Linked DNA regions of Homo sapiens: region 2 is linked to region 1. A link is a contact called in ENCODE Hi-C or POLR2A ChIA-PET data. All regions are on one chromosome and are shown on one strand. The core of a region is the stretch at or near the end of the contact, and the rest is flanking DNA. Distances in the headings are between cores, read along the strand shown.

The links. Hi-C counts contacts between places; a loop is a spot of excess contacts on that map. ChIA-PET counts read pairs that join two places held with the same protein, here RNA polymerase II (POLR2A). Pooled maps may share reads with other maps.
Region 2: a pooled map shows a loop between it and region 1 (5-fold over the local background). The contact joins two enhancer-like sites. A Hi-C loop is called at or near these places in 2 of 168 maps with a recorded cell type or tissue (CD14-positive monocyte and PC-9), 2 of 37 single-sample maps with no recorded cell type and 5 of 50 pooled maps. POLR2A ChIA-PET finds 5 or more read pairs at or near these places in 3 of 52 experiments (AG04449, MCF 10A and T-cell).

What each region holds. Positions count from the first base shown.
Region 1 is chr14:101,991,586-101,994,085 of GRCh38, reverse strand. DYNC1H1 (dynein cytoplasmic 1 heavy chain 1) reads right to left here. Exons shown (of 78, transcript NM_001376.5): 11 at 2,413-2,500. Among named protein-coding and RNA genes, the nearest start is that of DYNC1H1, 28 kb to the right of the region's middle. RefSeq lists enhancers at 963-1,102, 2,471-2,500. Within about 2 kb of position 1,250, at least 2 of the 41 ENCODE cell types and tissues checked have a DNase peak (open chromatin) inside an H3K27ac peak, as active enhancers do.
Region 2 is chr14:101,946,445-101,949,616 of GRCh38, reverse strand. No RefSeq gene overlaps it. Among named protein-coding and RNA genes, the nearest start is that of DYNC1H1, 17 kb to the left of the region's middle. RefSeq lists enhancers at 1,042-1,231, 1,532-1,651, 1,356-2,017. Within about 2 kb of position 1,461, at least 33 of the 41 ENCODE cell types and tissues checked have a DNase peak (open chromatin) inside an H3K27ac peak, as active enhancers do.

The DNA of each region.
Region 1 (2,500 bases), core at 1-2,500:
CATGACCAAAATGGCATTTAAGGGATAACATCCACTTACCCTGGCCACAAGTAACCAGAAAGCCTACTTATATTTAACTCATCAAACCAATACAAGAACATTAATGACAACAGAGAAATTTGGCAATGCAAAAACAGCTGAAAAGTGCACGAAGCCATTTGCTCATTTTAACTATCTGAGTGCCTGTTATGTGCCAGGCACTGTTCTAGGTACAACAAGCAGATAAAAATCCCTGCTCACAGGGACTTACACTCTATGGGAGGAGAGACGCGATTAGGGAATAAGCAAAACACACAGAATGTCAGGTGGTGAGAGAGAACTACGGAGCAAGAGTGAGAAGGAGAGGGAGTGTGGGCACAGCATGGGGAAGGCTGCATTTTCAGTAATGACGTCAGGAAAGGCCTTGCTGAGAAGGGGAGAATTGCGAGAAACCAGGAGGAGAGGGGTAAGTTGTGATTATTTGCCATCAAGGATTCTGAGTTGAGATCAACAAATGTGAAGGCGCAGGGGCAAGAGTCTACCGGCATGTTTGAGGACCAGCAAGACTCCAGTGTGATGGGGCAGAGCCAGTGAAGGGAGAAGCAGCAGGAGCTGAAGTCAGAGAAATAATAAGCAACACATTACACGGGCCCAGCAAGCCACTGGGGCTTTGACTTTCATGATGAGTGAGATAGGAAGTCATTCAAGGGCTCCGAAAAGAGTGTCAGGATTGACTTAGAATCTAAAACTTGCTTTGGCTGCTGTGTTGAAAACAGATTTTAGGGAGGCAAAGGCAGAGAGAACAGATAGGAGGGAATATTAATAATCCAAGTGAGAGGTGATGGTACCTTGTACGGAGTGGTGCCAGTGAAACAGCTCAGCATTCATTTTCAAGAGACACACAATGGGAATCAAGGACAATACCATGATTTTTGGCCTGAATGAGCTGAAGGATGAGAAGTGAAAGACTGAGGGAAGATCAAACTTGGGGAGGCAGGGCTCAAGAGGTGCTCAGTGTGACGCGACTCCGAGATAGCCAAGTGGAGATGCCATGCTAGTAGCTGCCCAGACAAGCCTGGAGTAGGGAGAAAGGTCAGCTGGAGATACGAACACAGAGCTGTCAGCCTGCAGGTGGCATTTAAAGTCAACAAGACTAGATGAGACCACAATGAGAGTGCACAGGAGTGGAGAGGGAACAGAACATTTAGAGGGAGTTTAAGGGGAAGGCAAAAGAGGAACCGAGAAAGGAGACCAGCCACTGAGGTGGGAGGAGAACCAGGAGGCACGGTGTTCTGAAGAGTCCAGAGCATCACGCAGGAGGGAGCCTCCATCAAGTCTTGCAGTTAAGAGGTGAGACAAGGACAGAGAAGCCCCCTAGTCAGCAGGGTGGGGCTATGGGCGATCACACAGAGCAGTGCTGGAGGAGGCTGGATGAGTGCCTGAGAAGGGAGCTTCCTTATGAAGATTGCAGGGGACATGGGGTCCCGTTTAGGTGCTGAAAGAAGACCCAGAAGAGAGGGCAGAACAGCTAAACGAGAGTGAGGGGATGGGCTCTAGGGAAAAAGGAGACTGCTGGCTTTAGTTTGTTAAATTTGGAGATAAGCAAGAGAACAATGCAAATAGAAACACGGCTGGTTAAAAACAGGAGTAACATGATGAGAATGATGCTAAGGATTGTACGTAGACTCCTTGAAGGGCAGAAGCCAATATCCATAGCTTGGTTCTGATTAGCTGGACAGTGCCCAGCATTAGGTGAAACATCACCACGATTTTAGCCATAGGCAATTAACTACCTCAAAAAAAATCCTTAAAGATCTGAGTTTATATTCAAAGTTAAGAAAACGGTTAATGTCTTATCACTAAATTCTGGAAGAGTCTGCAATAGCAGAAGTTGTGCCATCTTTTTTTATGAAGCCACTGGTTCTGTTCAGAAGTGACACTGGGGACTAAATGGTCTTTTGAGATTTCCTTTTGTTCTAAAAATATACTAAGAGTATATTATATCTGAGATTTGCTTCAAGATAATCTGGTGGGGGTGGAGAGGTAGGAAAGAAAATATAAATAACATTGTCCACATATTGATAAAGCTGTGTGGTGGGGGGCTCTTGATTCCCTCAACTTTTGTGTATGTTTTAAAATTCCCCTAATAAAAAGTGGGGGGTGGGGAGGAGAGGGAGAAGCAGGAATTGAGATTCCCAAAGATGCTCATGGACAGGAGTTCGAAGAAACTACTGAGACCAAGCTACAAATGCCAAGTAACTAGTTGGAAAAAAAGGTCAGGGCACAAAAAGCCTCCCTAACTTTCCCCTGGGATGTCTGGAGTTTGTAAACAACATCAAGAGCTTATCTAAAGAAGCACCATGAAGAAGTGGTATCACAGAGCCCATGAGAGTCCTGGTCAGAGGCGTGTGCCTCGAGTCACCAAAGGCTTACCTGGTACCTCTGACTCTGGATCCTGGGGAGAGACAGTACAACCATCTTCCAGGCAAACATTTCCTGATACAGCTTGTATCTGCACTCT
Region 2 (3,172 bases), core at 212-2,711, 45 kb after region 1:
ATCCCTTCCACCCCAGGGCCCTTGCACACGATGAGCCCCTGGCCTGCAATGCCCTTCCTTCACTTCCTTCATCGTCACCTTCTCAGTAAAGCCCTCCCTGCCTCTTTTGTAAATTTCTTCCCATCCTCTATACCCTTCCCACCTCTCTCCCCATCTTTAGCTTTTCCCTGTATCACTTATTCAACACAGCATAGATTTTGTTGAAGGCAGGGGTTTCTGCCTTCTGTTTAATGCTAGCTGCCCAGTGCCTAGAAAAGTGCCTGGCATCCAGTAGGTGTTCAATAGATATTTATAGAGTTAAATGCACTAAACTTAGGAGGCGGAAGTTGTTTTTTTTGGAGGCCTTTGCCCATTTCACTCCCTCCTTCCCGTTCCACCTTCTAGGTTTCTCATTCCCTCTGCTTCTTCTCTTTTGCTGGCTCTGGCCTGCAGCCCTCTTGCCCCTGGTGTAAAGGGCTCAAAACGCCAGACAGCTCTGCCGCCATGGGGAGGAGACCCTGACTGAGAAGCCAGGGCCCCGGCCTCCAGGGTCACCAGTACCTTGGGCAGGCCGGGGTGTCGCTGGGGCTTGGGTGACTCCACCAGGCATGGAGGGGGTGGGTACTCCCAGCTGGCTCGCCAACCTTCGCTTCTTGCCTCGCAAAGGCAACCTGGCGGAGGGTCTGTGGGTCAAGCAGAGTCCAGCTCTAGTTTCTCCCCTTCCAGGCTGTGCGCCCTCAGCCAGGCCTCTCCTCGCCTACAGGGCTCGCGGACACTTCTGACCCTCACTGAGGTCGTAAAGATTACAAGTCAGTGGTCCACAACGACTGGCGTCGGGCCCGCCGCATACCCACTATGTACGACTGGCCGCTAAGTCAGCCGAGGCCCTGGGGCTCCGCTCCACAACCCAGCCCACGGTCAGCTTTCCTGGGCTGCTCCGTCCCGCGAGGCCATCGCCCCATTCATATTCGGCAGGGCATTTCCACGCGTCCCGTCTCAGGCAAGCCCCAGAGCACCCTTTTTCGGGCAACACTGTGCCCACTTCACTGGAGAGGGAACTGAGGTCCACGTCATTGGGAGAGGAACACGTGACATATTGAGCTCTTTCCTCAGCAAGTGACCTAACCCGCCTTGCCCTCGGCCGTGAGCAGAGGGCCAGACCGGAAGTCCGCTAGCTCTGCTGTTCCGAGGCCCGCCAGTCTCCAAACCCCGGTCTTAGATCGAGGTCTCTGGCCGTTTCCCTCCGCAGCAAAACCCTTGTTCCAGGACTACACCAGACGGGTCACACGACCTAGATCGGCACGGTCACATGTCCCGCAGTCCGGTCATGTGCACCCTCGGACCAATCCCAGCGGCCAGGAAGGAGAGGCATTGTGATTGGCCCATGCCCTTCAGGGGGCGGGACTCCTGCTGAGGAGGGCCTTCCCCGTTCTCACCTCTGCGTTCCGCGTGAATCTCGCTCACTCGCGAGATTGGGCGTCTGACAGGTGCCCTTAGGTCCCACAATGCACAGGCCGGAGGCGGGGCGGTCCTGCATTGACGCAACCTCGCGCGCCGCTTGCGTCACCTCTCGGTGCCGCCCTTGAGATTGGGGCATTTCTCGCTGAGATCCTGCACTCGGCTCCAGGTATCCTGGAGGAAAGAACGAACTTCTCCTGGGCCCAGAAGTTTAGGTCCGCTGTCGTCCCCCGCCTGCCTCTAAGGCCCTCTCCTCGCGACAGCCTCTGAAACCATCGGCTCCTTCCTCATTTCTGTCACGGCCTGGCTTGCATTCCAAGCCAGGCACTCATTTCATGTTTATTGTTCCAGCTGGACTAGGGGTACTTAAACCGTGGTCCATGGCTGGGCTTCCGGGGCCGTGACCCCCTTAAATTATATGCAGTATGTAGCTTGTTGTGGGTGGCTTCTGTCACACTTAAATGCTGGGTGCCATCACAGGACTGGCAGGGCCCTACTGTGGTCGTCAGTGCGCTCTTTGTCAGCACAGAGCCTGACGCAAATGTCCAAAGGTGCTAATTAGACAGAGGCAAATATCCCAACTGTTGCCCTCTGCACACACCTCGGTCTACTCTTTTAAGACTACTTGCTGTTACCTGCACACACCTTTATTTATTTATTTATTTATTTATTTAATTTTTGAGACAGGGTCTCGCTCTGTCGCCCAGGCTGGAGTGCAGTGGCGCGATCTCGGCTCACGGGCTCAAGCGACCCTCCTGCCTCAGCCTCCCGAACAGCTGGGACTACAGGCCTGCGTCACCACGCCCGGCTAGTGGTTTTTTTCTTTTTTTTTTTTTCTTGAGACGGAGTCTTGCTCTGTCGCCCAGGCTGGAGTGCAGTGGCGCCATCTCGGCTTACTGCAACCTCCGCCTCCCAGGTTCAAGCGATTTTCCTGCCTCAGCCTCCCGAGTAGCTGGGATTATAGGCGCTCGCCACCACACCCGGCTAATTTTTGTATTTTTAGTAGAAACGGGGTTTCACCATGTTGGCCAGGCTGGTCTCGAACTCCTGACTGCCTCGGCCTCCTAAAAGTGCTGGGATTACAGGCGCGAGCCACTGCGCCCGGCCTAGTTTTTGTATTTTTTGTAGAGACGGGGTTTCGCCATGTTGCCCAGGGTGGTCTTGAATTCCTGAGCTCAAGTGATCCTCCCGCCTAGGCCTTCCAAAGTGCTGGGAGTACGTGAGCCACCGCTCCTGGCCCTGCACACAGCTTTTGATTGTACGCCTTCCTTCTGTCATCATGCTGTTCTCTCTGACCGAACAAATCTCTCTTCATCTTTCTATCAAACATCGATTGAGTTTGAGCGAGGGCGTGGAGGGGTTGAGCACAGTGCCAGGCACTGGAAGCACGTTGGTGAACAAGACAAGCCTGGGCAATGTTCCCACAGAGCTCACGATCTAGCGGGGGAGACAGGTTGGAGATAGGGGAGAGGCTGCGGGCGTCTCAGATCTGGCACCAGAGAGATCCTAGACTCCAGGATAAGCAGTCAATAGCTAGGTCAGGGCTGGGCGCGGTGGCTCACGCCTGTAATCCCAGCACTTTGGGCGGCCGAGGCAGGTGGGTCACGAGGTCTGGAGTTCAAAACCAGCCTGGCCAACATGGTGAAACCCCATTTCTACTAAAAACACAAAAATTAGTCGGGCGTGGTGTCGGGTGCCTGTAATCCCAGCTACTTGGGAGGCTGAGGGAGAAGAA